Linked DNA regions of Homo sapiens: region 1 is linked to region 2. Evidence: chromatin loops called from intact Hi-C (ENCODE). Cell type or tissue: endothelial cell of umbilical vein. All regions are shown on one strand. Links, peaks and the distances in the headings refer to the core of each region. The heading gives the core; the rest is flanking DNA.

Region 1 (12,751 bases), core at 1,904-9,903, 270 kb before region 2:
TTACTAATAGAAGCAGAGTTGTAATTGGACTTACTTGACAAAAATAAAATTTTGATAAAATGAAAGTTCTCTGTGAAATTATTGTGGATCATTTCTTATAATGCATCTGAGCAACATCCCCAAGGTTTCTGAGTTTGCTTTTTTCCCGCAATGTCTTATAATGATTAATTCAGTTTGATGCCTGATTATACAAAATGAAACTTACAGCAAACACCTAAAACATGTATGTAAGATAAAGCTACATTTTATAATTTGTTTTGAATAGGTTTTGCCATTAATTAATTGGAAATGGAGAAAATTAAATAATACAAAGTTGAATGTGGTAAATCCAGGAGTAAATGTATAACGGTAAATGAATAAACCCAGGAGTATATGTATAATGTATATTATCTCTTCTGTCATCTATAAAAATGCTGATGTGTTTTCCATCACATATTTAAATTCCAGTCACCCATGAAGCCAACCCAAGCCCCACCTCCTTCATAAAATCTTCTAGGACTTTCCCCAGGTCTCATGATCTCCTTCTTTTCTGAAATCCTATAGCATTTTTATTCAGTGAAATATTATTTATCACCTATTATGTAGCAAGTATTTTATCAAGCACTGGGGCAGCAGGGAAATAGTAAGACTAATTAGGGGAGAAATAGTAAAAACAACAGTAAAACTGACTAGTTCTTATTTGCTGAGAATTGTTATAAATTCTTTGAAATTCACTAACTCTGATTTCTCACAACATGATGAGGTAAATACCATTATTATTTCCATTTTAGATAAGAGCAAATAGAGACATAGACAGGTTAAGACATTTACTAAAAGTCATAGGACTAGTAGGTGGTAGAATCAGATTCAAAACCAACTATCCCTGATTCTAAACTCTTAACCATCTAAGTCATACAGCTGCTTTTTGCTTCAATTTCCTCATCTCAGAAAAAAGCCTAATACTTTACATTTGCCCTAATTTATAGGGTTTTATAAGATTCAAATAAGAGAATAGATTTAGAAATACTTAAAAAATTGAATCTGCTGTAGTAATGCAAAGTAATAATAATATCTATGAATTGTTTCCTGTGGACTAACTCATTCAATTCTCAAAACAACTCCATGGTAGCTCTTCAAATAATGCCCTAATTTATGATGGGGAAACTGGGATACAGATAGTTCATATCACTGCTGAGAATACCAACCCAGGGAGTCTGACCCCAAAAGCCGTGCTCTAATTTCTAAACTCTGCTGCCTCATTTTTGAACTTTGTTCTGTGACCAGTACATGGGGTCAGGCTGGCTGGGTGTCCATGGTAGTCGGGGAGGATGATGCTGAGGTTAGGATGAACTTCAGGGAGGGTGATATTCCTCTCCTGGCCTCATGGTTATCCTGGTCCCTGAGGCTGTACCAGTGAGCTCAGACCCTGGAGTGGATACCACCCCACAGCCTTCCAGCAAAATGACTGGGTAGCAGAGCCCTGCCATGAGATCCCCCGCTGAGTAAGCACCTGACCTTCACAAGGTATCTGCAGTGATGGGCAGGGTCCCCTTAACCAAAAGCAAGCACAACCCACCTTTCCCCTGGGAAAAGCCCAGAATATGTGGTTCCTGTAATTCTTGGTGACCTCAGTGTGAACATTTTCTGTGAACGCAACCCATTGCCTCCAGAAAAGTCCTTTCCATTTTTGCTTCTCTCTCATTTTTAGGGAGTATTTCTTTAAATTGAACTTGCAGATTGCTTAAATGGAACTTTTTTAGACGGGTTCAAGATCTGCCTTTTCTACTACTCCTAATAAATCTGGGTTTGGTTTAGCATCTACATACTTGGTTGCTCTGGCCAAAAATCTCATTGTTTGATTACTCATGCTGGGAGCTAGGTGTGATGGGAGGGGGTTACCTACTGATGTGGCAGCATCCCACCCCCACCTCCCCCGCCGCTCACAGCACACTACGTTTCTGTATTGGAAAATAAAAATTAGCATTCACAAGTTTAATATTCTGAATTTGGTAATGAGGCTGGTTTAATTTTGCTGATCCACCATTTCTCCAAATTATTTGACATCAGGACTCTTACTGTAAGAGCAGGGTATCTGTTAACTCACGCAGAGCCAGTGTTCAAGAGAATACATTTTGGGAAATTTTGTCAAGCAGGTGTATAATTGGAATTCTAACTAAGTACTAAAATAACAGATGCTGTTCTTCAGGTTCTAATCTCACAGAAAAATAAGATCAATACTTCCTCCAAGTAGATTCCATTTAACCTTGTTTTTAGTTCACACAGGGCAAAAACATGGCAGAGAGCATTCTAGGCAAATTCGGAGTTATTAAAATGTAACATCTTGGTGGCTCGAGGAAGGAAAATATTCTGTTGATGTGATGTATAATTTTTATATAATAATTCATTTAATCACTTTTCAGGCTCTATGAAAATGAGATCTTAGAAATCATCTAGTTCAACTCATTTCACAACAGAGAAACCCAAGGCCCTAGAAAAATAATAGATTCTGTCCCTGATCACACAGGTAGTTAGCAAGAGGGGACTAGAATCCCAAACTCCTAATTCCATAGTTCCATTCTCATTCAATGAATAGTTGGATTCCAACTGAAATAGGAGCTTGAATGATACACTTTATAAACCAAATAGACGTATATGTGACTTATGCTCAACATTTCAGTAGGCATAATGGAAAGCATATTTTCACTGTGATCTCTGGGTCTTTTTGAAGTTTGTTATCTCGAGGGTTGCACAAATATGAGAGGTTCTTTTCAGATATCATAAAATACCATTAGAATGCTACAAACAAGAAAATTCAGACATTAATGGCAGAAATACTGTTCCTCTATGAAGCAGAGTTTATTTTCCACTTAGTCTCTGTTTCATATAAATATGAAAAATATTCTCTATAAAATTTATCTGAGAAGGAGATTCACAGGTTTCATACATCGAATGAGAGAATTTCCATCTGCTAATGGAGTTGTTAATAGTTCCAACAAAAATATTGACATATAGCATAAAAATTTATTGTCCCTAAACATGTCCTATAAGACCCAAAATAAAACTTTATATCACATTTTATTGCACATCTCTTTTACTTTCTTCCTTTACTTTGATACAAGTGAAAAGAACATTAAAATTTCTTTTGTATTCAACCCCAAGTATATTAAATTATTATTTCCTTAGATCATTTATGTCTTTAAAAATTCTTTCCATACCAGTATGATAGGAAGTAGAGCAAAGGAAACCAGTACATAAATGGAAACCACCGATGTTTACCCAGGGTGGCATTGAGCACCTTTCCAAGTATCAGGTGGTGTTTTCAACTGTGAAAAGAGAAATAATATCTAAGTCATCAACTTCTTCATAAAGACAATTTGGAAGGAGTTCATAGGTAAATTAACATCACAAAAGGGCTATCTTTAACTTAGGTATACTCAAAAAATCAGAACAAATTTTGTACTTGCAAGATAGTGAAAATAATTTTAAATAGGAATTTTCTAAAGTGAAATAATTTCCTTAGATATTTGAGAACTGTTGTGTATTGATTTAAGAGTTCACGATTAATTCTTAGGTAATTCTTCTGCATACCAATGTGATATTTTTACTGGAAAATATTTCTCACGAATTTTCAGAATTAAATTAGTTCCCCCAGTTAATTAAGAACCTTTAGAAAAATTGCCTTAAATTTATCTGTCTGTTTGTAGAACCACCACCTATTTAGTTGTAGTAGAGCCTGGGTGGGGGATGTCCGACTTTTATTGTTGTGAGCTCTTTTTAGAATGTAACACATCTTCTTTTTCTTTGGTTCTGTGATTTAATAGCCCCAGATAAGTTTCATCAAGCATCATTTCACATTCATATTTGGAACAAAGTTGATTGGCTGGTTGCATTAGGTGCAGAGAAGCAAGCCATGGACTTAATTATTCATGCATTCTTTCATTCAAATATTTGTCAAGGTTAAGTCTGTCCCAGGCACTCTTAAAGGCACTAGGGATATAAAGATATAAGACACTCAAGGAGTTAATAGTATAATGAAGTAGAAGTAATGATTAAACAGTATATGAAGTATCACAAGATGGATCATGAGGAATACTCTAGGAGAATGTAGGAGAGATACCTAACCCAAGTTTGAGGTTCAAGAAGGACAAAGAATGAGCAGGAATAACACAGGTAAAGATGGGGAGGGGAAGAGCGTTCTAGCAGTAGGAGCAACATGAGCAAGGGCCTAGGTGTGCATCCCATAAGGCTTGGTCTGGCTGGGCTTGAATCTGAGTAGGAGTAGAAGGAGACAAGCCTAGGAGGTGAGTAGTGGTGGGTCCTGAAGAGTCATACATGTCCCTTGAGGAATTTGGACTTTATGCTGAGGTCAAAAAAAAAACAAACCCATCAAGGGTTTAGGTAGAGAATAACACAATCAAATTGATATTTCAGAAAGTGGACTGGCAGCAATGAAGGGAATAAATTCTCAAGGGTCCAGGATGTCGGAAGTTGCTATGGTTTGGATGTGGTTTGTTCCTCCCCAAGAACTCGTGTTAAAATTTGGTCTGCAATGTGGTATTGAGATGTGATGGGACCTCTAAGACATGTTTGGGTCACAGGGGCTCTGCCTTTATAAAGGAATTAATGTTGTTCTTACAGGAGTGAGTTAGATCTCATGGGAGGGGTGTAGTTATCATGACAGTGGGTTGTTACAAAAGTGAGTTGGAATTCGGCTTCCTTGGCTTGCTCGGCTTCCTCTTCCACCAGGTGATACCTCCTGCCATGTTATAAAGCAGCATGAGGCCCTCACCAGATGTTGGCACCATGCTCTTGGATTTTTAGCCTCCAGAACTGTGAGACAAAATAAACCTCTTTCTTATATAAAGTATCCAGTGTGTGGTGTTCTAACAGCAGAAAATGAACTAAGGTAGCAGGTAAGTCAGTGAAGGGGCAGTTGCAATGGTCCTGGAGACAAAGGACAGTGTCCTGAACCAAACGGCACTGCCACATCAGTGAGGCCTACAGTCTTGTAATCAAGTGACAATCAAACATAGGAGACACAGTGACAGCATGATGGGGAGAATGAGGCTGTTTGTGTACACATCATTTCCACACAACTTGGAAATAATGTTTGCATAAAACCATGCATTTCTTTGTCTGATATGTTCTCTATCTTGTTCTTGGACAGAAATCTCAAAAAAAATACCAGACCACACAGTTTTACATCAGATATGTGCAAACCGAATTTCAAAGCTCTGACTTAAAGCTTGTAAAAATAACTGAGGGCCAATGCTGTAAAACTCATTAGCATAGGTGAAGCTGGAGACTGTTAGCCTCATAACCAAGCTCTGAAGCCAGCAATTAATCCTTTTAAACTCCCTCTTTCAATAAAAAGAGAAGGTTGCTCTCTGAAATGGCAGGTTTCTGAAGCCAAGAGTACGTCTCCCCATTGTTTGCCTCGGCTCTGGATCCAGACCCTTAAGACCACTAGGTGACACTGTGGAATGTGGTCATTGCATTGAGCTATTTTCACAGGCGAGAAAATGAAGTCAGCTTTTGATTCCCCTAAAATTTCATTTAAATAAGAAAAGCCACTTGCTTCTCAACCACTTTTCCCAATTCAGTTATTTCCAACTTGGTAAAATAGCTCATGTTTACAAAAAAAAAAAAAAAAAAAAAAAAGCACTAGGAAGGATAATTATTTTTTGTGAATTAAATCTGTCTTAGAACACTGCTACTTCCAAATTAATACATTTTGTAAGAATGTTTGTTTAGGAAGTTTCCTTAAGCAGAGGGATGCTAGCAGTAATAAGACCCATTCCATCACCATCAAAAAAGAACAAACAAAACAAAAGTATTAAACTGTTTTTGCTATTAACACTGTCTTCTGACTTTATACTCTGGGTTTGCTGTTTCAGTTTGTTTTTTCCTCGTCCCATAAGATATATGAATAGTTTACTTACATCTGGGAATTAGTTCTTTCTTCCACCACTGGGACCTGTGCATTTATTTTTTTCTTCTCTTTTTCTTATTTTCCTAACTTCTACTTCTGCTCTATTGAGTAGTTATATATTCATCCATTTCTTTATTTATTCATTGATACATACTCTAAAGATTTATGGTTGCACTGCTATTCTTATGAAGAAGATATTTGTGTAGCAAGAAACAGACATGTTTGTGCTTTCTCCCTTGAGGGACATATAACATTCCCTCTTTTAAAGTTATGTTTTCCAGGTTACCTTGTCTTTCTGGGTATTTGATGAAACAAACACACATTTCTCTTCTTTTTAATTTGCCTCTTTATGTACCTGTATACACATTTTCCTCTATAATGACTTCAGCAACTTGAACATCTTATTTCCATCAGGGTATGGTTACCTCTTTGCTATACCTCTTACAAATTATACATTAAAATCAGGTTTTTACTTTTACTGTCAAATGTACTTCCTTCCCTCAGTTTAGCATCAAACCAACTAGGCATTCTTAGGTTACTTTTCTTTCCGCTGTCTCCTTTAAGAAAGATTCCTTGCTTTGTTATTTCAAACAATTACAGGTTTTTGTTTTATAGAACAATAGAACTAGAAAGTTATCTTTCCCACCTCATTTTATTCAGGTCATTAAAAAAAGTGTGAATCCCTGCCCAGAGCCCGGTTTTATCTGAGCCATGTACAATGAACGCTGAGTTCCATTCTCTTGCAGATAGATCTTCAACTCCCTAGACCCAGAGGACTCTACATGGGCAGCGTGTGCTTCTATCATCAGCTCTCAGTGGTCTGTAGAGCTGGCAAGGACCCCTCAGCTGCTAGACCCAAAAGCATATTTCTTCATTTCAGTAACCATGAGAGTAACTTTTGTGCAACCTACCTCTCCAGGGGAATCTAGTTGCAGAACAGTTCACTTCCAGCTGGGTTTCCTGGATTCCTGGGATTTATCTTTCTTTCAAGCTCCTGCCCCTCATGAGAGCCCCACTCTCTGAACACTGGCCTTTCTGCATTTTCAAAGACTTATGCACATTACCTCATTTAATGTTAACTATAACCAGATGAAATATCATTTTCTGTTTTTGACAAACATGCAAACAGACAGAGAGATTCAAGACCATTTTTCTAAAGGTTCTTAGTTAATTAGGAAAACTAGAATTTGAATATAAGTAACCAAACCCCACATTTTTCTCATTGTATCATATTAGCTCCAACTCTTAAACCATCTGAAGCCCATTTGCTCCTCTTAATCACCACTGTAACTAGACCTGCTCTGTCCAAGATGGTAGCCACTAACTACATGTAGTGACTGAGCACTTTAAATGTGGCTAGTTCTAACAGAAATGTGCTGTATGTGCAAAACACAACCAGATTGCAAAAAACAGTACAAAAATAATTAAAATATCTCAACTATAACTTAAAAATATTTGTTATATGTTGAAATGGTAATATTTTGAATACATTGAGTTAAAATATATCATGAAAATTAATTTAACCTCGTTTCACTTTTTAAAATGTGGCTAATAGAAAATCTAAAATTTCATAAATAATATATTGGACAGTGCTAATCAAGACCATTTGTACATAGCTGTATAATCACAAGAATTCACATTTTATCTTTCTTCATTTAAAGACCATCAAATCTTCATAAGAAAGATAACACAATGTATACATAACACAAATCTGTTAACACTAAATAAAGACAAAGTGGAATATTTGAAAGGTTCTAATCCAAAACATCTTCCCAGACAACCTGCATGGATGTCTTACTGTTAGACTCATTCCTCTGAAATAATGTATCCAAGAGCTACCATTCAAGTGAAAATTTCTTTGCTATGAGTCATTATGGCAAAAGATTAAAGATCAGCAGTTCAAATTATCTTCTAAAGGGTATTGTGCATGTGGTTTTGATCTGGGAAGAAATGAGAAATGCTGCAAGCTCAGGTACTGACAATGGAATAAAATGAATACTTGGCAATTGTCGATAATCAAATAAACAAAATAGAACATTTTTTGGTGTCATTTTAGAGAAGATTCAAGCATGACATGGAACTACCTTTATGGTTATCTCTACACTGCTAATTAATGACTATTATCTTTGAATTGGTTTAACATAATCCAGAAATTTATATTGCTTGGTGCAACGTAGATAGATCCTTAAGTGGGATGTGTCTATGCATTTCAGATGCCTCAAATTATATAAAATCAATGTTTTGAAGGTTGTCCAAGTATTTTCGTTTTCATGAGGAAGATTTGGAATGGTTGATTTATATATCATTGGTGGATCCTCTCCATTGCTGTTCAGCAAGTTGGCATCATTGTCCCAAATAACAGAAATTGTGAGGCAGAGAGAAGAACTGCAGAGGAATATAGCAGTAGCTTTGTAGTTAAAAGCTGGTTAAATTGTCATGTTTCCATAAGTAGGTAAGAAATCAAAGACAGATTAAAATTTTTTTTTTCAAAACAGGAAAAAGAGAAAGACATCTAATAGTCAGTAGTCAAATCACTTATTTATTAAGAGAAATCTAGAAGTTTGATAAAGAGTTAGGTTATACAATCACAAAGTATAAATTTAGTCAACATTCAAGCCTCTAGAAATACTCTGTGAAGGGGGGAGAGCCATGCCACAGAACATTCTAATGGTGACCCTCACAGAGACATGAGTGGCACAGCTACAGACGTGGTACAGATCTGAAAAACCATCATCATTGGAGGACTGGGCAGGCTGTCTGTGAGCATTTCTAACAGGCATAGTGACTGCTGCTTTTGTGGTGATATTTATGTTGATCTGAATTTTTGAATAGTTCTGGTTTTGTGCAATTTTACTGAATGTGAGTCAATGAATGTATAATTAAATGTGATTTAATATTAGGATTTAATAAAATGCTTCACAATGAAATAATTATTTTCTAGATATTGTGACCACATTTTTGGTTTATTTCTATAAAAGAAAATCCTTCCAGTCCCTACCGTCTGTATAGTGACTAGCCTGGAAGGATCTCCCCTACTGCAACCCCCAGAGGATCAAAAGATAGCCACTCTATGTGTTTTGATTAGAAAATTTAATTCATTTAGGTTTAAGTAATTATTGATAGGTGAGGACTTACTGATGCCATTTTGATATTTTTTTTCTGACTGTTTTGTTGTATTTTTGTTTGTTTCCTCTCTCTTGCTGTCTTCCTTTGTGGTTTGATGTTTTCTGTTGTGGTGGTATGCTCTGATTCCTTTCTCTTAATATTTTTATTATCTACTACAGGTTTTATTCTTGGTGATTACCACAAAAATTACATAAAATATATTATAGCCAGCCAGGCATGGTGGCTCATACCTGTAATCCCAGCACTTTGGGAGGCCAAGGTGGGTGGATCACTTGAGGTCAGGAGTTTCACGTAATGTGTGTCTCGTAAGTCCTATAAGACTTCTTTACTCTTTTTTTATTCCTTTTTAAAAACCGTTCCTCTGATTGGATAACTTCAAAAGACCTGTCTTCATGGCACACACCTGTAGTCCCAGCTACTCGGGAAGCTGAGGCAGGGGAATTGCTTGAACCCGGGAGGCGGAGGTTGCAGTGAGCCGAGATTGCGCCACTGCACTCCAGCCTGGCGACAGAGCAAGACTCCGTCAAAAACAAACAAACAAACAAAAAAATACACACAAACATAAAAACCTGTCTTCAAGTTAATTGATTCTTTCTTCTGCTCAATCTAGTATGCTGTTGAAGTTCTCTATTGAACTCCTTAGTTTAATCATTATTCTTTATCTCTAGAATTTCTGTTTTTAATAAATGGATTTTTTTTGTTGAACTTCTAGATTTGTTCATGTATTTTCCTAATTTTGTTTAGTTGTCTATCAATTTTTTCTTGTTTACAGAACTCCTTGTAGAGGATTATTCTGAATTCTTTGTCAGTCAGTTAACAGATCTTTGTTTCTTTAGAATCAGTCATTTGAGCTTTATTAGTTTCATTTGATGGTGTATTGTTTCCCTGATTTTTTATGATCCTTGTATCCTTGCACTGGTGTTTGCACATCTGAGGAAGCAGCTACCTCTTCTAGCCTTTATGGGTTCACTTTGGCAGGGATAGACCTCCGTCAGTTAGTCCATCCTGGGGTTCTTGGTAGGCCAGCTCTTAGTATATGTAGGCAGGTGGAGCTTGCTGTAAGATTCTTTAGGTGGGTGGGGCTCCTCCCCATGCTTTGAGGTGAGATGGGTTCTGGCTGGGCTTCAAGCTAAGGCAGGGCTACTGTTTGGCTCCCTAGTTGGGTGGAACCTCTGACTAGACTTTGCAGTCAGGAAGAGTCCTTCACAGGGATCGACAATCCTTGTCTGAGTGCATTGCACGCTGTGCTCCTTGGCTGGGTGGTGCCATTGGTTGGACTCTACAATTGGTTGGAAAGGTAGGCTGGGTTCCACAAATGCTCTTGGTCAGGTGGGGCTCCAGGCTGTGCACCATGGCTGGCTTCTGCCAGTGGCTGAACTGTGCATTCAGGCAAGGTTGCAGCCTGGGCTCCACAAACAGAGACTCAGGCTACAGCCTTCTGTTGAGTGAAGTCACTGGGTAAGTTTCTTATTTTTGATGATTTTGACAGTTTTGAGAATTACCGATCAGGTATTGTGTATAAGGCCCTCAATTGAAATCTTTCACACATTTTTAATGATTAAAAATGTAGTCAGGGAGAGTGACATCAGTAAAATGACAAAGTAGAAGTAATTGGAATCCACTCTTCCCCACAGAAAGCCAGTCAACAACTATTCAGCGGCAGTAATATTACCCAGAGTATCTGAGAGCTTAAAACCGGGGCTGTGATGATCCCTCGGGCACAGAGCAAAGACAAATCAGGAGCAGATCATAAGGAAGATGAGTCTTTTTAACCACAATGCCCTTTCCCCAAGCTGGTAAAGTATTACATGTGAAAAAGAACTCATGGTTTTTATAACGGAAAAAGTGAGTTAGAGCTACTATTCACAATAGGCAAAATATGGAATCAACCTAAGTGTCCATCAATGGATGAATGGATTAAAAAATGTGGTTTATACGAATGTCCATCAATGATAGACTGGATTAAGAAAATGTGGCACATATACACCATGGAATAAATCATTCTACTATATAGGCATATGCACATGTATGTTTATTGTGGCACTGTTCACAATAGCAAAGACTTGGAACCAACCCAAATGCTCATCAATGATAGACTGGATAAAGAAAATGTGGCACATATTCACCATGGAATACTATGCAGCCTAAAAAAGGATGAGTTCATGTCCTTTGCAGGGCCATGGATGAAGCTGGAAACCATCATTCTCAGCAAAATAACACAAGAACAGAAAACCAAACACCACATGTTCTCATTCATAAGTGGGAGTTGAACAATGAGAACACATGCACGTGTACCACAGAATTTAAAGTATAATAATAAAAAAAAGTTTCTATGTCTACTTTGGAAACAAATACTTTCTCAGGTATGTGTTTTGTAAATATTACTCCTATTGTATATTTTCTTATTCTCTTAACAACTTCTTTCATAGAGCAGGATACTTTAATTTTAATGGAATTCTGTTGTGGTGGTATGCTCTGATTCTTTTCTCTTAATATTTTTATTATCTACTACAGGTTTTATTCTTGGTGATTACCATGAAAATTACATAAAATATATTACAGCCAGCCAGGCACAGTAGTTCACACCTGTAATCTCAGCACTTTGGGAGGCCAAGGTGGGTGGATCACTTGAGGTCAGGAGTTTCACATAATGGTGTCTCATAAGTCCTATAAGACTTCTTTACTCTTTTTTATTCCTTTTTAAAAACCATTCCTCTGATTGGATAATTTCAAAAGACCTGTCTTAGAACTAACCCAAATGCCCATCAATGACACACTGGATAAAGAAAGTGTGGAACATATACACCATGGAATACTATGCAGCCATAAAAAAGGATGAGTTCATGTCCTTTGCAGGGACATGGATGAAGCTGGAAACCATCATTCTCAGCAAAGTAGCACAAGATCAGAAAACCAAACACTGCATGTTCTCACTCATAAATGGGAGTTGAACAATGAGAACACAGGGACACAGGTTGGGGAACATCACACACTGGGGCCTGTCAGGGGGTGGAGGGCTAGGAGAGGGATAACATTAGGAGAAATACCTAATGTAGGTGACAGGTTGATGGGTGCAGCAAACCACCATGGCACATGTATACGTATGTAACAAAGCTGCATGTTCTGCACATGTACCCCAGAACTTAAAGTATAATAAAAAAATGTGGTTTATATACACAAAGGGGTACTATTCAGCCATAAAGAAGAATGAAGGAAAGTAGGGGCGACTCACAACCAAAGGAGCCCAAAAAGACATGACAAATAAATGTGATGTGATATCTGGGATGGAATCCTGCAACAGAAAAATGAAGTTAGGAAAAAATTTTCTCCCATTCTGTAGGTTGCCTGTTCACTCTGATGATAGTTTATTTTGCTGTGCAGAAGCTCTTTAGTTTAATTAGATCCCATTTGTCAATTTTGGCTTTTGTTGCTATTGCTTTTGGTGTTTTAGTCATGAAGTCTTTGCCCATGCCTATGTCCTGAATGGTATTGCCTAGGTTTTCTTCTATGGTTTTTATAGTTTTAGGTTTAACGTTTAAGTCTTTAATCATACTGAGTTAATTTTTGTATAAGGTGTGAGGAAGGGGTCCCGTTTTTGTTTTCTTATTGAGAGTTTTTAGCATGAAGCGGTGTTGAATTTTATCAAAGGCCTTTTCTGCATCTATTCAAATAATCATGTGGTTTTTGTCATTGGTTCTGTTTATGTGATAGATT
Region 2 (12,751 bases), core at 2,636-10,635:
ATTTACACCCCAGAGGTTAGTGAAATAATCCCAAATCTGCTTCTTCTTATCAGCTGCGTGACTTGGGTTTGTTATTTCTTCCCATGGGTGCCAGGCTCCGCTGTAAGGAGCAGCAACATCACTATTATCCTGTTGTCCACCCCTCTCCACCTCCTCGAACCTTGGGGGCCTGGCTTGACAACTGGAGCAAGAACCCATTGGATAGAGGGAAAACCTTTTATATTTGGGGAAGAAGCAATATATATCATAACCCAACAAGTACAGTTCATGTGTAGAACTATAATAATGGCTGATATAGGAAAGATACGTTTTGTTAATCATTTTAATTGCCTCTTTAGCAACAAGGCTCTTGAATATTCAGTGGCCAATAAGCCAAATGTTTTAGTCAAATACCTGAAGATTATACTAACACATGGCAGCTGGCTTAATGTGCTGACCAGAAGGGACGAGGACCCTGATTGGTTTTTCTATTAGGGCAGTTTTAGACCTGGGAGCTGAAAGCACTGGGGGAAGTGACTGTAAAGAGATATAACACGTGACATCGTAGAGAGAAGGGGTGGCCCATGCGGACTAGGAGCCTGTGGTCCAGGATGTGAACAACCATGTACTGAACAGTGCTTACAAGCAAAAGGACCTAACAGCAATCATTAGAAAAGCTGCCTTCATTAGATCACTAAATGTTCTGAGAGGCAGCTATGCTCAACTCCTCAGGAATTCATTTAGCTGGTGTAGCCTCAGGCCACACTTTCTTTATGAGAAGCAGGCAAATAACTGTGATTCAAATTGATAGCAGGGAATTTACAAAGCACTAATCACAAAAACACAAACACATTTCAGGAGCACAATTGTGTCTGTGAGCCTTCAGCACACAAGCTATTCAATCTGTATCTACATCTGAGTCTGTAACTATGAACTGAGCACTAGATACTTATATTCCCAAGGGCTAATTATGATCAAATGGTCCATTTAATCTACTCTGTCTCATAAGACAAGGAAATGTACACTTTAGAAAGCTTCCCATTAAAAATAAATTACAAAATTTAAAAGGTTAACTAACCTTTAGGTATCTGGGTAAACTTGGCCATCCAGAAACTCTTATTCCCAAGCACTCTGGATTGGGGAATCCTTTAAATAAAACAACATGTAGATTGATTTGGATTATACGTAAATATTGTTTCCTTTTTAAAAATTATGTACCATGTTTCATTTTTTTAACCTATCCATATACCATGAGTGTACATTTTGATGGTCAGTTGAGTTTTTGAACTTGGCATAAATTTCATCTTCTTTTTTTAATGAAACTCTTTTCCTTGTTTTAGTCTCTTTCTTCTCTTTCTCTGTCCCTTTCCTTTCAGAAGCTGTATTCACAGTGATGACAAAATGACGATCTGCTGAATGTTCTTTATTACAATCCACAATATGCTTATTGTTTCCCTGAGAAGAAAAATAAGAGAATCCCCAGTATGAGGGGAGACTGTCCCCAAAAAGGGTCTCAGCCATTTTCTGCTGCTCTCTAAACTCCAATCCTGGAATTTGAGCTTGAAGAGGTCATACACATCCTACCTTTCTTATTTTGTAGGTAAGGAAATTATGACCCCCAAATGTACCTTCCTCCAACATCACACTGCTGGCTAGCAGCAGTAAGGCGTCATATCATTTTCCCTAGCTGTTGTCCAGTGCTTGTCCCATTACGTAAACATGTTTCCCTCCACTTCCTTTCTTACTGATGATAATGTCCACTTAAGGCTATCATTTGCTTATTTTGGAAGATGGGACTAAAGTGGGTGATGGGAGGAGAGCTATATGGATATTGCTTGTCTGTTTTCTGTAATATGATGAAAGGGTGTGAACATTTCAAATAAAATAATTATACTGTTAGCAGCAGTAAATCCATATGGGTTTGCAGCAGTCTCAATTCTTGTCTCCTCAGAAGAAAGAATTCGACCGAGAGGCATAAGGCAGAGGAAAAGACCGAGGCAAGTTTTAGAGCAGGTGTGAAAGTGTATTAAAAGCTTTCAAGCAGGAAAAAAAAAGGAAAGAAAGTATACTTGTAAGAGGGCCAAGCAGTCAACTTGAAGGACAAGTGTGTGGTTTGACCTTTGACTTGTGATCAAAAGACCTCCTCTGCTGTCTTGCATTCCTTCTTCCCTAATTCTTCCCTTGGCTGTGGGCTGTTTGACGAGCAGTGACCTACTGGCAGTTGGGAGGTGAGCAAGTGCAGTGTGTTTACGGAGTTGTACACATGCTCACTTGAGGCATTCTTCCCGTACCAGTCAAATGTCAATGGAACATCATAGACCAGTTAAACTCCGTCATTTTACCTCTTAATGCACATGCTGGAGCCCACTGCCCAACTCCTGAGATCTTATCAGGAAACTGCTGATCACTAGTTTCAGGTTTTTTTCTATCATAGGAAAACTGCCTTTCCCTGGCACTGACTGTGACAAATTATTATTTTAGAGAGACAATTAACAACAGCCAGACCATCACCTGATGTCGCCTGACATTCCTGGGGCAGGGTGGGAGAGCCCTCTCCTGTCTTGCTCATGCCAGACTAGCTACTTACTATAACAATACCTCCTCGAGGAAAAAGCCCCCAAATAAATATAAGGTATTAATAAGAACCAGAGAGGGTTTGATTGATCACAGCATGAATTAATATCTAGATATGAAATGCAGAAATACATGCATTCAGAAATAATCTCCTTTCCTTCCAGAACACTCAGATTGACCAGGAACAGAATTTAAACATCTACAGTCTCTCTGTGGCTATGATTATAATTATGAACATTCCCAACAGTGTTGTAGATATGTAAGTGATATACTGAGGAATTTCTTTTTCAGAAAGTATATAAAGGCATCTATCATAGTTTTTTCTTCAGATCTGAAACAATTAGTAGACACGCACAGGTTATTTTTTTTCCCATCCCGTGAGCCAGGATGCCAGGGCATATATCTGGTCAGCCACATCTCAGGGGTTCTGCTTCAATTTTCCCAGGTTTTCTTCTGTGTCCCCCAGTGGTCCCTGGAAGCTCCCCACCTCTTGGCAAGAATACAACATTGCCAGGAAGGTGCCAGGGCGGTTGGTTAATCATTGGTCCAAAGAACTTCCTGCAGCTTGCAGGGATCTTCCCCATCGAAACCCTCCAAGGTAGGTAACAAACTCCTGCAATTGACATGCAATGCAAGTCAGGGCCAGCCAAAATTACAACCCGGCAAGAGTCACTTCTAGCATATTCTATGCCCTTTGCCCCATGGTGACTTAGTGATTTTCAGTATTCCCACTTTTATAGAGCAAGTTTTAAGGGGTCTGTGAAGTTACTTTAGCTAAATTAGATATTATAAGTAAAAATTAGTGGTTCAACTCAAAACATGTTTGTATGAAAGAAATAACTGAGCAGTAATTTGGGCATAGAAAGAAACTTAAGAACTATCTACATTCACACCAAAATCCACATAGAAAGGCCTGCCTAAATGCAAAAATACTTTTGGGCTTATGAAAAAACTGAGGTGGAAAAAAAAAAGCTTTTCTCAGGAGAAAGACAGCATTAGTTATTTTTTAAAAGGCAATTTTGCTAAGTTGAAAATCCATGAAGTCAATGAACTATCACTTTCTGAGTTCAAAAAGTGAGACTTTTACTTGCTTAATTATCCTTGCACTCAGTGCCTTTAGACTAAAAATGATGATTTTTTAACACTTAAAAAATCCACTTCTTTCTCAAAGACCTAAATCTTTGCATCTCCTCTTCATGCCGTCTATAAGTACTTAAAATTTTTTTATTTCCTTTTCCAAAAGCCTTAAAGAAAATAAAGATCTAACAATTAGGGTCTTAAGTTAAAATCTGATAATTTTTTTATTCATCAAATTTCTGCATCCCTAACTGCAGCAAATTGAGCGTCTTCAATAACTCTGAACAGCTTTTGACAATTTGAGAGAAAAGGTTGCTGATTAATCTACTGAGTCATTGACTTGGACTGGGCGACACTAGGAACTTGAGGAAGACGTGACATTGATAAGTCCGGGAGGTAACATTGATAAGGCCAGGAGGCAGGGAAATACCGGGTAGAAGAGGGCAGAGTTCCTGACGAGGGCTCCACCCTTAAACCTAGACCCGTGGCCCAAAGTGAGAACTATCCCTGTTTTCCTGGCCAAATGTTGCCTTTTGGCCCATCCCGTCCCCTATTCTGTACCCATGAGAACCCCAGACCCCAGACTCAGCAGTCATACACACAGAAGAGAGAAGTGTCTGAACATCAAGAGGAGAAGAAACAGCTGGATGTCGGAGACTGTGGTCGGAGAGGAGTTCAGCTAGGGATGGCTGGACTCCAGGGGAAGATTGTCTTCCCACTCCACCCGCTTTCCAGTTCCCCTTTCTGCTGAGAGCCACTTCCACCACTCAATAAAGTCCTCCACATTCACCACCCTTCAATTATTTCTTGTAACCTGATTCTTTCTCAATACCAGACAAGAACTAGGGTACCAAGAGGGCAGGGTATAAAAGGCTGTCCCTGCTGACCCTTCGCTGAGCTGGTTAATACTTAGCTGTCCAGACTGCACCCAGAGCAGCAATCCTGCCCACCCCCCACACGCCCTTCACTATCTAAATAAGTATCTTCCCATTTTTCAACAAATATTTGTTGATCAATTATTATATACCAGGCACTGTTTAAGCTTCCCACCTTCACAGAATGCACATTTAAATAGGGGGGAGAGAGAGAGTGTGACAATGATATCTCATTACCTCCAGAGTTCAGCGCTACAAGTAAAAAGAAAATAAGATGTTGTAAAGACAGAGTGACTCTTCACTGGGTATCAAAAGGGCTAATGAGGGAAGGCCCCTCGGGCTGTTTCAGATCCCGTGCTGGCTGCCTTTCCTCTGCTGTGCCACAGCTCAGAAGCCAGGTCTGAATTCCTGTCACAAGAAACCGAACAGCTTTTTTAAAGAATATTGTGAAATATGCAAGAATATGCGAGCGTGTACACTTAGCATGTAAACACTGGAGAACAAAAGAAAGCTGAAAAATAAATATCTATTTTAACAAAACTGTTTGGTGAAGTTTTTAAAAATCGCTCCAAAATATAAGGGTCTTGATTTTGCCCCCTTTCACCCTAAGGGCCAGGAAGGCAGCTAAAAAGTTACCAGGGGAGGTTTGTCAGATGTTCAAAATCTCCAGAATAATGCTACCATCCCCTTCTGCCCCTGAAAGACACAGAGTCCTGGGAAGAGACAAGATGGGTGTAGTTTAAGGGGAAAGGGTGTCAGAGGGACCATTAGAGACTTGGCAGGATCCAGTTACAGCCTCACCTGGAGACCACATTGTCTCCCCCTTTGGACTTCTGAAAACTCCAGAGAGCTACAGCTCCCAAAGAAGGAAAGGGTGTTTCCTTTTGTTATTGGAGTCAGATGATGAAAATGTGTTTCTAATTTGTTCCAACCATTGCTGTGTTTCCAATCCTATGTTATGCTTGATATTGATTTTTTGTAATCCTTATTTTTTTCCTTTTTGATGCTAAGCAACTGAAAAAGGGAAACATAGTATTAATCACACAAGCTTACTGAGCTGATCCCACTGTTTATGACGTCTCCTTCCTAAGTCCCTGTAAAATCTTGGCAGGGTGGCAGGAGGGAGGTTGAGGCAATGTTCAGCAACCCACGTATAGGCCCACCAAGTCACTTTCCCGTTGCAATGATCTGGATTATACAGGGCATTTCACAGACCTTCATGAGGTCCTTTGTCACATAATCCTGTCCCTCATTCAGGACAGAGTTGCTAAAAAGGAGGGATTTCTCGTTTTTAGTTTCATCATTCGTGTTAATAGATCGTATTGGCTTTTAACAGAAGAAATAAAGCAGAGTAGATTTTAAAAGTACTTCTGTCTGAACCTTTCTTATTTATACCATTTTTGGACTTTCATGGTAATTGTTTTTGTGTCTCATTTTCTTTTTTTCCTACAAACCTTAAACATTTTTACCTTAACTGAAACATCTTAAGAATACATTCAAAGTGTTTTGTTGAGCCTATGTATGTTGCTAATGCAGATTAAAATTCTGCACAAAATAATACAATTGCTTATCAGTCTGGACAATGACGTAGGTCAACAGTTTCTGCCTCTTAATGGCCACGGAAACCATTTTTCCAAAAAGAATCTCATATGGGGTACCAATACATAAAAGGATAACATTTGGATGTTCTCACTGAAACAAGGACTGAAAGGTCAAATGTCCTCTCTCTCTTCCATCTTTCCCTGGCCCCCATCCTTTCACACTCACACACCACACAGGCCTCCCCCACACATGAGAGATACACACACACCACATGCCGACCAGCATCCTGGCTTGGAGGTACACAATTTTTGAGCCACACCTCTCAAGGAGCCTCATTCCCTCTAGTGTCATAAGACCACGTTGTATCGGTGGCCACACTGGATATCCTGAATATGATTATCTTTTCAGCATGCCCACCACTAGACTTCTGCATATTCGTCTTCAAAGACCATCCAAGAAATTTAAAAGGCAATGCATTTAACTCGTGTTTATTTCTCCTTGCCCTTTTATGAAAACTGAAATAAAGATAAATTATTGTAATAAAGTTGCTTTGGAAGAAAATTAGAGATATCACCTGGTGCTGCTCTCAGGCTTAAGTTTATCTGTTAATGTGTTAAACAAATATTCACTGAACTCCTACAGGCAAGACAGTTAATTGTCTAAGCCAAACAGATTAAGGCAGCATGGTTAAATGGAAAGCATATGATCTTTCTGTGTTATCCCACAGGCCTCAGTTTCTTCATCTGTAAATTGGGGATAATGATGCCTAACTTTCAATGTGTTTGCGAAGCTCAACGGGATAAAGCATACGAAAATATCTATTCTAGCACTTGGCCCAAAGCATACTAAATTTCCCTTGGGGTGGGGTGGGTGGGGTGTTGTAACAAGTTTTCTGTGCTGGAACCACAGGGTGGAGAGTAAAGCCTGCCATCTAGTGGCCAAAGTGACAGCTGCACTTCACGTTCCTGTAGGGTTGAGTCTCAGGGGTTCCCAAATTTGGATCTGCATCAGAATCACCTGCAGAACTAGATCCCTCTCCTGGAGATTCTGATGCTAGAGGTCCAGGCCTTAGCTTGGGAATATCTAGTTTTAAGAACTCTCCCAAATGACAGTATGTCACCTGCCGATCGTAAGTTGTTTGACATCACTAACCTGAGGTTTCAGGCAGGAGAGGCTAGTAATTGAGAAAGGTTATTTTAAGCTCTTCATAACAAGGGATCTTGTGCCTGCAGGATTGCAAACACAAGAAAGCACTTTATTAAAGTGTCAATTTCCAGGCATGCAAAGCCAAGCAAACCAAGCTAAGAATGATCCCATGAAGAAAAAGCAGTAACTTTTGCTCCTTCTATATAGTATATATACTTAAGATTGAGGTAAGCCTACAAAGAAACACCACACTTACCTTCTCCTCATAATTATTCCCTGAGAGACCTGGAAAACCCATTATAGCATTTCCACACGTTTGACAAGCATTCATCCAAAAAATATTAATTTCGCACCAGGTATGTTCCAAGAGCAATGTTTGTACTTGAGAATATCAGTTGCATAAGATTGATTCAGTGCATTCTCTTACAGATCTTATGGGCTACTTAGGAGATGAGCAGGTAATAGAGCCATTGAAATAGAATCTGCAGTGTGAAGACATAGAGTGTGGAAGGTATGGAAGCACAGGGAAAGCCATCTGTATGAGTTTCCTGTTGCTACTGCAACAGATTGCTACAAATTGAGTGGCTTAAAACAACACAAATGGATTATTTTATAGTTCTGGAGTTTAGAAGTCCAAAATGGGTTTTACAAGGCTAAATCAAGGAGTGCGCAGAGCCGTGTTCCTGTGGACACTCTATGGAAGAATATGTTTTCTTGCCTTTTCCGGCTTCTGGAGCATCCACAGTCACATCGCCTCTGATTCTGACTCTCTTGACTCCCTCTTATTGGGATCCTTGTGATCACACTGCTCATCTCCATCACCTAAGATTATTTCCTCATCTCAGTATTCTTAACTTAATAGCATCTGCGACGTCCTGTGGCCACACAAGGTCATATATCCACAGGTACAGGGCATTAATGACATGGACATTTTGGGGAGCCAGTACTCTGCCTCTCACACCTTCTCATCCAGACTTGGGGAATCAGGGAGGCTTCCTACAGGAAAAAAACTTCTGAACTGAAACGTAACTGATAAAATATTATATTTCCAGAAAATGTGGGAAAAGTGAAGGAGGAGGGTCAGTCACAGTGAAAAGAAGACTTCCTAAACAGAGGAAAATGGAGATGACTCAGAGCTAAACCAAAGAAAGTGCTTTAGCTGGAAATAAACCCAAGCATTTACAGTCAATTGATTTTCAACAAAGGCACCAAGAACACACAATGGGGAGAATCTCTTCAATAAATGGAGTTGGAAAAACTGGATATCCACATGCAGAAGAATGAAAATGGGCCATCATTTCACACCATATACAAAAATCAACTCAAGATGGATTAATGGCCTGGAGGCGGTGGCTCATGCCTGTAATCTCAGCACTTTGGGACGCCAAGGCAGGTGGATCACGAGGTCAGGAGATCGAGACCAGCCTAGCTAACACAGTGAAACCCCATCTCTACTACAAAAAATTAGCCGGGCGTGGTGGCACATGCCTGTAATCCCAGCTACTTGGGAGATCGAGGCAGGAGAATCGCTTGAACCTGGGAGGCGGAGGTTGCAGTGAGCCAAGATCGCACCCGTGCACTCTAGCCTGGGCAACAGAGCGAGACTCTGTCTCAAAAAAAATCCACAAAAAACAAAAAACAAACCAACAAAAAAAAGGTGGATTAATGACTGGAATTTAAGACCAAGACCTGAAACTATAAAACTACAAGAAGAAAACATAAGAGGAAAACAACATGAGCTTTTTCTGGGCAATAATTTTTTGGATATGACCCCAAAAGCACAGGCAACAAAAGTGAAAATAGACAACAGGATTACCTCAAACTATAAAGCTTCCACGCAGCAAAGAAAACAAGTAATAGAGTGAAGAGATGTCCTATATATTGCCAGTCGTATGTTTGATAAGGGGTTAATATCCAAAATATACAAGAAACTCAAATACATCAACAGCAAGAAAATAAATAACTTGATTATAAAATGAGCAAGGACCTGAATAGACATTTCTCAAAAGAAGACATACAAATAGTCAACAGGTATATGAGAAAATGCTCAGCATCACTAATTATCAGAGAAATGAAAATTAAAACCACAATGAGATATCACCTCACACCTGTTAGGATGGCTATTATCAAAAAGATAAAGGATATCAACTGTTGGCGAGGATATGGAGAAAAGGGAACCTTTGCACACTGTTGATGGGAACATAAATTAGTAGAGCCATCATGGAAAACAGTATAGAGGGTCCTCAAAAAACTAAAAATAGAACTACCATATGACCTAGAATCCCACTGCTGGATATAGACCAAAAGAAAGGAAATTAGTTTATCAAAGAGCTATCTGCACTTCCATGCTTACTGCAGCACTATTCACAATAGCCAAGATACAGAATCGATTTAAATGTCTATCAATGGATGAATAGAAAAAGAGAGTGTTGTATATATACACAATGGAATACTATTTGGCCATAAAAAGAATGATATCCTGTCATTTTCAGCAACATGGACGAGCCTAGAAAACAATACGTTAAGTTAAAAAAGCCAGTTACAGAAAGATAAATATTCCATATTCTCACCCAGATGTGAGAGCTAAAAAAAAAAAAGTTGATCTCATGGAGGTAGAGAATAGAGTAACGTTTACCAAAGGCTGGGAAGGGTAATGGGGAGGAATGAAAAGAGGTTGGTTAATGGGTGCAAAAATACAGTTAGAAGAAACAAATCCTAATGTTTGATAGCACAGTAGGGAGACTATAGTTATCAACAGTTTACTGTATATTTTTAAATAGCTAGAAGAGAAGATTTGAAATGTTCTCAGCATAAAGAAATGATTCATGTTTGAAGTGATGGACATCTCAATTACCCTGATTTGATCATTATATGTTATATGTTTATACCAAAATACCACATGTGCCCCATGAATACTTACAATTATTATGTAGCAATAAAAAAGCAAGTCAGGTGGCTCATGCCTGTAATCCCAGCACTTTCAGAGGCTGAGGTGGGTGGATCACCTGAGGTCAGGAGGTCAAGACCAGCCTGGCCAACATGGTGAAACCCCACCTCTACTAAAAATATAAAAATAAGCCGGGCATGGTGGCAGGTGCCTGTAATCCCAGCTACTAGGGAGGCTGAGGCAGGAGAATTGCTTGAACCCAGGAGGCAGAGGTTGCAGTGAGCTGAGATTGTGCCACTGCACTCCAGCCTGGGCTACAGAGTGAGACTCCTCTCAAAAAAAAAAAAAAAAAAAAAATTCAAGTCACTACAACACAGTCCTATTTTTATCTTTTTCTAAAAAAAATGAAGGCTATTAGTGAAAAAAGGATCAAATTACAATAAGGTCTTTAATAATATTATACCAGTATTAATGTCTTGTTTTTAATTATTGTACTATGGTTTTACAAGATGTTCCCATTAGGGGAAGCTGGTTGAAGAATATAAAGGAACTGTACTATTTTTACAACTTTTTTGTAGGTCTAAATTAGTTCAAAATAAAACAGATCTAAAACTTTGGGGAAAAAATTAAAAATAAAAACTTCATAATAGTATAAGTGGGGGGAAGTGTATTTAGGAAGGAGATTAGAGGGAGATGAATATTAAACAAGAAAAATTATTTTTCATAAAATGAAATGTTTCCTTTGGAATAAATAATGCTTTTTTGTTTAAATAAAGTGTTTTATGGCTGTGTGGTGGGTTGGGGAGGGAGGAAATGAGAAGGCCCTAAAAAGTAACCAGAGGTCAGTTCATGGGGAACAATGTCAACAGCTGCATTACGGCCTATGGGATTTATCCTAAGGGTAGAGGGGAGCAACTAAAGAACTTTAAGTAGGAACATAATTTTACTCTGGTGTGAAGTGAAGCTTAGAAAAGGGCATGGCTGGAGGCCATTGGAGAAATCCAGATGAGAGATGACAGCTGCCTGAACTAAGGGCTCTACGGTAATGGCACAGGTTCATAGTGCAAAGCTCCTTCACCTACCAGCTGTGTGATCCTCTCCAAAGTACTTAACTTTTCTATACCGCAGCCTCCTTATCTGTAAAAGTGGGAATAATGCTAGCACTCACCGGATCTTACCCAATTGTATTGGAGGGTTGTATGAGGAAACACATTTAAAGAATTTATTACAGGGCCTGATACATAATAAAGGTCCAATAAAATTTAGCAGTTGCAATTTAATGGTAATTTCAGCAGGAAAAAGGGGAACTGTGGGATTTGAGATATGCTTAGGAGAAACAAGTAATAAAACTAGAGACAGGTTGTTAACAATAGGATGAGGTCAACCAGGAAGCCCAAGCTAGAGCTCTGGTGTTGGGGTGGGCAGCTGGCCCAGTGATGCTGCAGATGATGGTGGCTTAGAACACAGAAGAGCCTGGGTGTGGGTGTGGGTGTGTGTTGGAGGGCAGGGAATGATTGCTTCTGTTTTTGACACACTGTTGGTGAGAGTGATTCTGAGATGCCTAAGAGAAGAGACCCAAGAGACATTGGTTGGATGTGTTTAGAAAGATTTGAGCTGGAGATGTCTACTTGAGAGTCATTAATGGAATCCAAGACAGTGAAAGAAATCACCCTGGAGCACATAGAGAGTGAGGAAAGGAGGACCTAGGACAGAACCCTGGAAAACATGGATGAAGAGGCCACTTTCCCTCTCATGCCATTTATCACTTTATTGTAGTTATTTGTTTAATGTCTCTGCCACATAAATCCATTAGACTGCAAGCTCCCTGAGGGCAGTCACTGTGTCTAACTTGCTCACCATGTATCTCCAAAGAGTAACATCTAGCTGGCACACACCTCACTCAATAAATATCTCCAGTTCAATGATTAAATGATAGGCACCCTTTAAAGCCACAAAAAGAATAATAAGTATAATATATAGGTCTTTGAAAGTTTGTGCATGAAGACAATTAGTCTTGAGCAATAGCAAATGGTATTAGAGAGTTTATAATGTTGGGGTGTATAAGAAGTTGGTAAGTAAAGGCAGAAGAATTACTCTAAAATGAACCATGAGGGAAGAATTGCTAGAATCTGGTTATTGTATGATGATGATGATGATGATGATGAGGATGAGGATGAGGATGATGATGATATGCAAAAAATGAGACTTATGGAATGATACTGTCATTAAGAATAGGACAAATGGTCACCTATATCCCTGGGTGATTCAAGCACAATCTTTAGTAGAGGTCTGTTTCTGGCTCAGTAGTCCTGGGGTGATTGCAGCCCCACACAGGCATCCTAGGCCAATATCTAAGATACTCCCTTTTGTGTATTTACACATTCATTTCACAAATATTCATTGAGCATGCCAGGACACAGAAATGCGTGAGACATCATATTGCCTGTGTCTAAGAAATTAACTTATCAGTGTGATAGAAAGAAATGTAAACAAATTAACAAGCTATAATATTGGTTTTATAATCTGGATATGGGGCACTATATCAAAAGTTCTTAATCAAACTCAATAATGACCTTTATGTTGCTAAATGAAATAGTTCTATGTCCTCATCTTACTTGCCCCATCAACACCGTCTGACACAGTTGATTACTGCCTGTTTCCGTGGTATGTT

What was found. Hi-C counts contacts between places; a loop is a spot of excess contacts. Peaks named below come from ENCODE experiments on the same cell type or tissue, not always from the same donor. Only the 100,000 strongest peaks of a DNase experiment are listed, where the experiment ranks them.
Region 1: it touches region 2 in a loop (11-fold over the local background); 4 of 110 quality-filtered maps call a loop at or near these places.

The regions. Positions count from the first base shown.
Region 1 is chr13:31,692,522-31,705,272 of GRCh38, reverse strand. No RefSeq gene overlaps it. Among named protein-coding and RNA genes, the nearest start is that of RXFP2, 41 kb to the left of the region's middle. In endothelial cell of umbilical vein, for the core only: a CTCF peak has its summit at 5,436 (motif pointing right); a DNase peak (open chromatin) is centred at 5,472.
Region 2 is chr13:31,426,093-31,438,843 of GRCh38, reverse strand. LOC105370150 (a long non-coding RNA gene) reads right to left here. Exons shown (of 6, transcript XR_941830.1): 2 at 1,058-1,125. Among named protein-coding and RNA genes, the nearest start is that of B3GLCT, 230 kb to the right of the region's middle. In endothelial cell of umbilical vein, for the core only: a CTCF peak has its summit at 7,041 (motif pointing left); no DNase peak of the experiment used is centred there; H3K27me3 peaks cover 715 bases.